2 separate regions of the Mus musculus genome follow, and region 1 is linked to region 2. A link is a loop called in an ENCODE intact Hi-C map of the cell type or tissue named here. Cell type or tissue: left cerebral cortex. All regions are shown on one strand.

Region 1 (5,000 bases), 73 kb after region 2:
CTCACAAGAGATCGGCTTGCCTTTGCCTCTTGAGTGTTGGGATTAAAGGTGTGTGCCACCACACGTGGCTACAGATTTTTATCTAAAGAATACAGCAAGTGCCTTCCCAATATAATTAATATAATTAAGAGTGTTTTAGTTTTTGTTTTTAAAGGCACTAGGGACACTGTGATGAAACTAGATGTCGCCAGACTGGTTTGTATTTATAGTGTCTAGTTTACAGAAAAATTCCCCAACAAGGCTGCCCTTCAGGTAACCTGTGATTAGAGCAAGGGCTAATGTTTCGATAAGCTGACTAAACCCCGCTGCTCCAAATCCAGGGCGCCCAATAGGTAAAGAAAACAGGAAGTCTTTGACACCAAGGACGCCAAGGCTCATCCCACACCTGCCAACCCCCTGGACTGAGCACTTACGGAGGGAAATACTGCAAGGCTGGTCCCTGATGGCTTGCTAACTACTGCGTGTGGCCTTAACCATGCCCCTCCCTCCCATGTCCACCTGGCTACTTGCCAGGCTCAATCTGGGCATGTGGGAAGTGGGAATTGTCCTCAGATGTAAACAAGTATCACTCACGAGCCAGAGGGTTCCCAGAGCACTGATTCTTCAGCCCCCAACAGGGCTTCAAGGCAGTGAGGCCACTGTGTACAGTGTCATCCACTGTCATGGCAGCTTTATCCAGCCCACAGAACACACCGTGCTCAGATCAAGCTAGAGGGAGTGACTGTAGGAGGAGTTCCACAGCACGTGGGCCCTAGGTGACAGTAATGGGTGGATGATAATGTGCAACTGGTACAAGATAACCACTTTCCACTCCTTTTACTGAAGGCCTAAAATTGCCCTAAAACAAAACGTATTTTAAAACGAAAAGTAGGTCTAAGGGGCACAGGGGCCAAACCCACACTACGGACATGGAGCAGAAATGCTGATGTCCTGTAGTCAGGAATAAAGTTCTACGTAGGAATTATCAGCTGGCAGATGCACAGAGGCAGGAATACAGATGGCCACAGGCTGGCCCACGGTGTCAGCATCTGACCACACTTTAGCCGGCTGTGCAATTCCAATCACTGGCCACAGAAGGGAGGACTAGGTGAGACTACTCTGACAACAGGACTCGCCAACCAGCGGAAGCCTTCAGAGAAAGGGAGGCCAGGCGAGGAAGAGGGTGTGATAGAGAAGGAGTGGCGGGAAGAGAGGCCTGTAAGAGGGAGGAGGCCTAAGTGAAGAGGAGAGAGGCTAGTGATAAAACTGAGTCCAGGGAAGGGGAGGCCTGAGAAGAAGTTGGCTGGGGAAGGAGGCCTGGGAAAAGGAAGGAAGGAAGGACGGGGGAAGGGCAGCTCTGAGAGTAAGGCAGGGACTCAGAAAGACGAGGCCGAGAGAGGAGGAGGGGGAACCAGGCAGAGAAGAGGAGGCCCTGCCGAGTAGTACAAGCCCGCCGCCCCCGCTCTGCTCCGCGACAGGCAGCCGCATAAACCAATGAGGGTGCGGGGCGCCGCAGCGCAGCCAATGAGCAACAGCGGAGGTGGGGCCTCGGCGCTAAGCCGCCACCCGCGCCCACCTGAAGAAGAGGGTCCGGTACATCTGGTGCGCCTCGTAGTAGTCGCCCTTCTCGACGCTAGCACGCAGCTTGCCCTCCACGCGCTGGACGCCGCCGCGGTTGCGGGCGCCGTTGCGGGCGCCCTCCTGCTCTGCCATCGCCGCCGCCGCCGCCATGGGCCGGCGTTCCGCGCAGAGCTGACGCTGTCGCAGGCGCGGTCGGCGGCGCCTCCCGGCTTCCGTCCCTGCGGCCGCCGCACTCCTTCTACGGTGGCCGCGAGGAGCCGTGCGAGGGCGGGCGCGCCGCGGGCCGCACGTGATCGAGGCGGAGCCTGCCGGGATCGCGGGAGCCGCGCGAGGACACGCCCCTGAGGGGGGGTCTGAGAAGGACCCTGAGAACACAGGCCAGGAAAAGCCGACGGGGTGGGGCTCTCAGACTATCGCGGGAACTTGTTTGTAGTCTTGCGAGAGTGGGCGGGACCGAGGTCTTGGGCGGGACTACACGCTGAGCTGTCCCCAGCTTAGTGTCATCACTGCACAATGTAATCAGCCACGTAGGCTGCGCAAGTAAACTGAGGCAGAAGACTCAGCGATGAGGCGTCTTATTCGCGCGCCCCCTGAAGTTACCCTTAGCGCATGGATGAACCAGACACATTTTAGAAGCTTTGACCTGTCTCACACCTGCCCGGGGAGTGCCCCTCCAGGTGGCAGTCATCCTTAGTGACATCTGGGACAGGGCAGTATGCTCAGGCTAGAACCTGTAATGTCTCCAAGAAGACCTGGCTGTGGTTGGAGCAGGTGACAGCAGAGAAGGGAGGAAGGTCATGATTAATTGGGGGAGGATGGGAGGTGCTGGCCAGGGTCAGAGTTGTCCTCTGACAGCATCCAAAACTCAGGTTACAAAACCCTACACATATCCTTAAATAATGAGTTTGGATGCTGGAGATGAAGTTCAGGGCGTTCATTTCTGTCAGCTACACACTCTCAGCCTTCCATTTACTCTGGCCCTTGAACTTGTGACTCTCCTGCCTCAACTTACCTACTTTTTATGCCTGCACCCGGGCCAGCTGGACTAGCATTTTCTGCACCACACCCATGTGCAAGCAGAAAGCATGGTAACAGATTAAGGAGTCTGTAAACATGATCTCTTGCTGTGGGGTCCGCTTAAATCCAACCTAAAACCAACATAACTCAAGACACCAGGTCAACGCAGGTAATCAAGCCGCTATTGGTCAGGGCCGCAGAGCAGATGAAGCTGAAGTAAAACCCTGAGGGAATACTGTACAGCCTAAAGGATGAAAATATAGAGAAAGGGGGAGGTGGGTGGGCAGGCTGTAGCACTGTCTAATCATAATCCGTCGTAAGGGGTTGGACAAGGGCGTTCCCACTGTATCAGGATAGGTTGGTTCCTAGGCCTGGAAACATAAACATTAGTTTGACCCTGCCAGCAAGATGAAGTTGTCCTCGAGATGTCTGGACTCAAGACAACTATTTCCTTACAACAGAAGCTGTTCAAAGTAAGCTATTGGGAAGTCCCTAGCTCCCCTAGGGCCTGGGAGCTTGGTTTCTTGATATGATTAAATGGAGCCTGAAAACAAGATGGTAGTACTTAGAATAAATGTCTTTTGCTGGTTCCCAACACTCTGACAGTACCGTGCTCACCCTTCTGTGAAGAGGGATGATGCTCTGTGGGCACTACCACATAAGGAAGGACCACTTGGATACAGCATTCTACCTGATGATCCAGACACCTAGTAACAAAGGGGCAAGTGATTCATGCTGCATGAGTGTCCGACCAGGGGATGACTTGTCTGGATGGGACAGTGTAGTACAGTTTGTCATAAATTCTTTTTGGAACTTTTTCCCCTCCTAGATAGGGCCTATTATATTGCTCTGTTTGAGTGTTCTGCAACTTGCTATGTAGAACAGTCTAGTCTTGAACTTACAGTGGTCCACCTGCCTTTGCCTCCTGAGTGCTGGGATTAAAGGTGAGCACTACCCTCCTGGCTGGAATTCTCTCAAGATGTTTAGCAGGTCCTCAAGAGAGCAAAGCCCTAGTAACAGGCTTCTCTTTAAAACAGAAACAGCTAGGGGCTGGAAAGATGGCTCAGTGGTTAAGAGCACCTACTGCTCTCCCAGAGGTCTTGAGTCCAATTCCCAGCAACCACATGGTGACTCACAACTTTCTGTAATGGGATCTGATGCCCTCTTTTGGTGTGTCTAAAGACAGCTACAGTGTACTCATATACATAAAATTAATCTTTAAAAAGAGAGAGAGAGAAAGAGACAGAGAAACAGCTGCATGGTGTGGGCTCAGCACTCAGGCAGAGGCAAGCAGATTGGACGTCGAGTCCAGCCTGGTCTACAGAGTGAGTTCTAAGATATAAGAGCCAGGGTTAAACAGAGAAACCTTGTCTTAGGGTGAGAGGGAAAAAAAGTAAAGGAAAGCCTATGAACTGAGGATGCTTAAATCAACGTGACACTTCTGTATACATGGTAGGAACCAGAGCTGTTAAAAGGTATGAAAAATGCTCCAAAAATATATTCGGCAGGCTGTAGTAGAAAGGTGCTCTGGCTCTGGAAGCTGAGCTCAGGGCCTTGTGACCACATCCAGACCCAAAGCCTCTGGGCCCACTTCCTTTGAGCCTGACTGGAATGTCTCTGAGCGGATTCCTCTAAGCAGGAAGAGGCTGGCGGAGGCTTGAGTGACAGTGGCAGTGCCTGCAGGACTTAGCAGGAACTCTTCAAGCACACAACCTAGCAATCCCTCCCATTCACATGGGCAGAGATAAGACAAGCCAAGAAAAGAAATACACACTTTTATTAATCACTTGAAATCGCACATGCACTTTTAAAAATTAACTCTTTTATTTAAACATCTCAATAGCATCTTAATTTAGTGGCAGTAGAAGCACTACCAAAGACAAGTGTTTTGAAAAGCATTTACAAAAATACATTGCACAAAGTCCTATCTTGCATCTTTAAAAATAAATATTTGAAATATCTCCACCCCCAATTCCCCAATTTAGTTTAATATAGGAAATTCTGACTTCTGCATGTAACCTTGAGTATGCAAAATGTGTGCATCCCACACAACCTGGCCACACAGGCAGTGGCTCTAACCCTATGGAGTGGGATGTGCTTTGGGCCACTGTCTTAAGGGCTGCTTGCAACATGCGAGAAATCCCAGAACTCTGAGCCCCAGCAGGTGAGCTTTGTATTCTGCCAAGGCTGTCTAACCAATGAAACTTAACAATTCTTTAGGTAAGACATCTAAACACTTTTAAGTGTCCAGATGATGTATCAGTTATAAAGTCTACTCACAAAAGTCTAAATATTAAATATACCCAAATTTGAATCAGTGAGAAGGGCTGATAATGGTGTAGAGGCAAACCCAAGGGCAGCACAGAATGCTGCTGTGATAAAGACCAAGAGTGGCAGCCACTAGCACCACCTTAGTGTTCCCC
Region 2 (5,000 bases):
GGACTTCTGGGTCCTTGCACAATTCCTTACTCAGGGTTTCACAGCACAAGCAGGCAGTGGAGAGGGGAGGCAGGGGGCTGTCACTGGTCCTTAGAGACCAGCTACTAGGCTGGAGTGGCCATCCTGACTTTCAACAGCTCTGGGCTCAGTTCCCAGCCTCTGAGCCTCTGGTGGCAGCTGCTTGAAGACCTACTGTGTGTAAGTTCCTGCACTCACTGGGTGCTGCAGGAGGCACTCAGCCGTCTGAGGCACTTCCTACCCAGTGTGGCCATATGCTCTGAGGAGGCAGACGCCTGGCCTCTGGTTAGATGCCCAACCCAGGCCTGGGAAGTGCTAGGGTATTGGGGCTGGGGTCTACAGCCGAGACCTGGACAGCAGAGGAGAGGACTGGAAGGGCAGAGAAGAGGAAAGCTCAGATGGGTGAATCATCTTTGCTGGCAGCAACACAGGCCTGAGACGGCAGGGTGCAGGCTCAGGCCTTGCTGCCTTTGAGCTGTCCTTGATAGGCCTCGGTCTGGCCCCAGGAAGGAGCTTCCTCACTGACAATTTGTTCTCTTTAGGGAGATGGGGTCTGTGTCTCTTTGTCTCTCGGGTTTGCTGTCACTCTAGTTCTGTCATGCATACGTGTGCCTCAGTTTCCCTGACTATAAAATGGGGGTTGAATAAGAAAGCATAGGTGGCACTCCATGCTTGTTATTTGAGCACTCAAGAGACGGTGGCAGGATTGCTGCAAGTCTGAGACTGACTGGATTACTAGAGACCTGGGACACAACTACTACCATTAGTCTATTTTTGTCTTGATTCTGTATTTTTGTTGCTTGTTTGTTTGTTTGTTTTTAAAGACTGGGTCTCGTATAGTCCAGGTTGTTCTCCTCATACTAGATGTGTAGCTGAGGATGGCCTTGAACAGCGGATCCTCCTGCCTCGACCTCCTGGGCACTGAGAGTAGAGGCATCCGTCAGTACTCCTAGGTTCTGTGGTGCCGAGGACACAATACGCAGCTCGGTGAATGCTGGGTAAGCTCTCTATCCATTGAACCACTTCCCCAGCCCCCAGCAGTCTGCATTTTGCTTCATTCTCCAAGCTCCTGCTGTGTGCCAGGTCTGGAGCCAGGCTCCAGTAGGCTTCAGGAGAAAAACATTAGATCCGTTAAACAACAAGCCTACAGCGCCACCGGCCTCAAGACCTCCAAAATGTGCATTGGGGCAGGTTGCATGTTCTGTCTCCTGATCCCAAAACAAGTTCTGCAATGGCATGACAGCCAGGTCAGGAGGGACAGATGCCCCTGGCAAGACAACAGCCTCAGCAGAGGGCCACCAGGTGGAGTCGGCCAGGATTGCAAACGTTCATGACATCAAAGTAGACACTCAGAAAGACAATGTGCAGTAAAGCAGCATGACATACGTGGTGGGACAAAACGGACCCTTCCTCCCCAGGAAGCAAGAGAGAGCATAACGAAGAGGCTAGGGTCCCAACAACCTAACTTCCTCCCAGTAGCCCTGACCACACTATAGCATCACCGTGGGGACTGTGCCCTTAACCCAGGGGCCTTTGCGGGGCAGGGAACACTGTGGGGCCAAATCATAGAGCAACCAACACCCTGGCTGTGACATATTAGCAGGAGTAGACTCTCAGGAGGCTTTGGAGATGGCTTTCATTTCTCAGTTGGGTGTGGCCATTGGCTTCTAAATGGCTACTATTGCGTTTATAATGGAGAAAATGGAATTTGAAAAGAAATGCTAGGGCCAGTTAAAGAAGCAGACACCCGGCTCTGGGAGGGAGCGGGCCAGAGATCAGGAAGGGTGTGGCCAGTTCTTGTCCTATCTCTTGGAGATGAGACTATAGACTTGGACACGTGTGAGGGTGGAGCCCTTCGATCCTTTTAGTACTGGAATTTGTCATTCATAGGTAGGGCTAGCCTGAGCTGCCCGCGACCTCAGCTTCAACCCAACAGGCACGCTTGCGTGTTGGGTGGCCCATCCTTCCGCAGCGCGGGTTCCCTGCGACCCCGCCCCAGGTGGACCCGTTGAGGCCGGGCTCTCCAAGAGGCCGCTCCCTGTCCGCGCCGCTGGGGGCCGCCCGCGGGCCGCGCCGTCCCGGGCGCGCCGTGCGTTACTCCCCGGTCCCCGCGCGCGCAGCTCCGCTCAGGGCGGCCCCGCGCGGCGACACGATCGGGGCCGGCGCGCGGGCTGAGCGGTGGCGATGGCGCAAGGCGGGCGGCGGGCGCGCGGCGCGGGGCCCTAGCGGGGCGGGCGTGCTCGGGACGGCGCGGTGGCCGCGCAGCCATGGCCGGGGAGCGGCGCCGGGCGCTGCTGGAGCTACTGACGCGGCCGGGGAACACGCGCTGCGCTGACTGCGGAGCCCCGGGTAGGTGCGGGACGGGCGGAGGCGCGGGGTGCGGCCGGGTGGACAGGACTGCGTGGGGGGCGCGGGGGATGGGGACGCGCCACGCGCTGGGTCCTGGCTGGGTTGGGGCGCGGCCCGGGTGCACCTGCCGGCGTCAGGGACTGGCAGTGGTGAGGCGCAGCATCCGGAGGGCACCTCGCGGGCTCCGTGCGACCTGTGCCGCCGACTCCCCTCCCCCGCCGGGCTGCGTGTCACGCTGTCACCCGCAGCCGCCTCCCCTCCCCAGCCTTGCGAAACCTTGGCGTCTCGGGGTATTAAAAAAAAAGAGGAAATCAGCAGGGGCGGTTGGCTTGCAAGGAAAGCGGCCAGTGAGCCCAGGGTGTCTGCCAGGGAGTATGGGGTCCACCTGGTTCCCAGCTACCTGGAGATGACGTCATGGCATCCCTGCCTGGGGCCACCGTCTTGTACAGACTCAAGGCTGGGGGAGGATGCAGAGCCTTGGGTGGCCCTGTGAGGACATTCTGGCCATGTGCCTTTGGCTCTCTCTACCTAGCTTCTCTGGGATCAGGACAGTCGGGGACAGGTGGGAGTCATAGACGCATATGTCAGACATCTTCCAGACTTTGTCCCTTGGTTGCTCCAGGTTTGGAAGGATTTGTAGGGGCCAGAACACAGGGGCTCAGGATTGGCTATGGAAAAAGGGCCGGGTTCTCTGACCAGCTGGCAGGCTCTGAGAGCTGGCCCTCCCAGGCCGATCCTATCTGGGTATGCAGGTGGGGACAGGGCATTTCAGGGATATCAGGGGGCCCTAGCATGAACCCCTCAGAACATACCAGGAATCAATTCCTTGGGGACTTAACTCTATCTCCCTGAGATGCAGGCGGAAAGCCTGCAGTCTGTAAATAGGACCTCCTTCCCATCTCTCCCCCACATCCCCGCCTCTGGGCTGAAGAGTGCCAGCCTGAGGCTGAGAATCTGCTAGCCAATAGTAAGTGCATGCCACCCCAGGGGCCCTGGTGTCCCTGGGAGGAGACATTGACCAAGCTTCAGTGGGAAGTAGGCAAGATGAAGTAGCCCTTTCCTGGTCTCTTGGGGCACCGCAGGGCCCTGACGGTGGTGCAGCGGGGTGGTGCCTCCCTGGTGCTATGTGGTACTGCTGCCAGCTGGCCTGGCTCAGTGGACTCTCCCCACCTCCCTCTCTCAGACCTGCCTTTCAACTTGTTTAGGAAAGCTGGCTATGCTGGAGTCCCCTGTAAGGAGGGCTGATGGGTTGCCCAGCTTCCAAGCCTGACTTGTGGGGGGGGGGCAGCAAACCCCACGAGAGAAGCTGGCCTAACCTCGTATTCCTTGGCCACCCAGCCAGAACAGCTTTTACTTTCCCTAGACCTCCTGGCCTGAGCAGGAGGAAGAAGGGGCTTCCAGAAGGCTCAATAGGAACCACCCTACACCATTCACCTATGTAATGTCCTAGCAGCCCTTTAGCCAGTCCCAGGCCACTGGCTGCCGCAGCTACTGCCCTCTTGGGGCCCAGCCCTTGCTGGCTGTAAGCCAAGCTGCCCATTTTCAGACTTGCCTTATAATAACAGCTTGTTTCTCCCCCTCCCCCACCTGCGAGGCAGATTAAGTATGAGGCTTGTTTCCATTTTATGAGCAGGGAAACTGAGGCCTCAACAGCTTGAACTCACTTGGGTGTCCACAGGCTGCCTGGGTTTCCTGATGCCCACTCGGGGCCCACACGCACTGTCTATACAAACCTCCCATTTTTGCCTAGCTCCTGGGCTCAGCCACAACGCCTGCCTCGTGACTCCGATGGCAGGTCCGCACAGGCCCCCGGTGCTTAGTAGGTAATTGGGTCTTCCTGTGTTCTGTGATGCTGTTCTGGAGTCTCCTGTCTTGTGGTGGCCTTGTTGAGGTGGGGAGACATGTGTGTTCCATGTGGTCCTCTGGATTGGCTCATGGGTGTTCTTGACCACTCCAGGGGGATCAAGGGTACCTTGGGGAATAATGACATCTTCTTAGACAGCAGAACATCATGGCAAGCCCAGGTCACCTCTGACCATCAAGGCTCCAGGGCAGCCTTGAGCAGTCTCACCCGGCTGTGGGAAAGCACCCAGTGAGCCTCACCCCAGTCTGTATCTTGACGTTGGGGTCCATCCATCACCCACCACAGATATTTTCTCACCCCAGGTATAGTGGGCTATTGACAGGGAGGACCCTTTTCCTGAAGACTCCATTGGAGTCTTTGTCCTGTCAAGGGCTGTGTATAACTCACCCTCAGCTATTGTGGGGTGCTGACAGGGCTTAGCTCATTCTCTTTCAAGACTCCATTGGTATCCCTGTCCTGCCAAAGGCTGTAGGAGAGGGAGGGTGTGTTGTGCGTCTCCCAAGCTGTCCGTGAAGGTGGCAGGTTCTCTCTGCAAGCATCTGGCCATTGGATGGCCTGGACGACTTTAGAATCACTCGTTCTTGCTTAGATGCTGGTGAAACCTGCACTCTCAGGAGCCCTGACCTGCAGCTCTGGAGGGCTAAGGGAGAGGAAGGAAGTGCTTGCTTCTAATTAGGCCCAGAGCTGCCGCTTGACACTGCCCCTGGGCTGCCGATCCAAGCTTCTTGAGGTCCCAGACAAAGGGAATGAACCTAGGGCCAGCAAGAGG

The links. Hi-C counts contacts between places; a loop is a spot of excess contacts. Peaks named below come from ENCODE experiments on the same cell type or tissue, not always from the same donor. Only the 100,000 strongest peaks of a DNase experiment are listed, where the experiment ranks them.
Region 1: it touches region 2 in a loop (4-fold over the local background); 2 of 42 quality-filtered maps call a loop at or near these places.

Annotation. Positions count from the first base shown.
Region 1 is chr5:139,249,175-139,254,174 of GRCm38, reverse strand. Sun1 (Sad1 and UNC84 domain containing 1) reads right to left here. Exons shown (of 23, transcript NM_024451.2): 23 at 4,336-5,000. It overlaps Get4 (golgi to ER traffic protein 4), which reads right to left and starts at 1,851. Exons shown (of 9, transcript NM_026269.2): 1 at 1,556-1,851. The coding sequence starts at 1,710. In left cerebral cortex, no CTCF peak of the experiment used is centred here; DNase peaks (open chromatin) are centred at 760, 1,473, 1,920 and 4,178; H3K4me3 peaks cover 2,406 bases; H3K27ac peaks cover 2,262 bases.
Region 2 is chr5:139,322,648-139,327,647 of GRCm38, reverse strand. Adap1 (ArfGAP with dual PH domains 1) reads left to right here and starts at 2,184. Exons shown (of 11, transcript NM_172723.4): 1 at 2,184-2,367. The coding sequence starts at 2,286. In left cerebral cortex, CTCF peaks have their summits at 2,037 and 3,475; DNase peaks (open chromatin) are centred at 2,020, 2,817, 3,332, 3,973 and 2 more places; H3K4me3 peaks cover 3,340 bases; H3K27ac peaks cover 3,316 bases.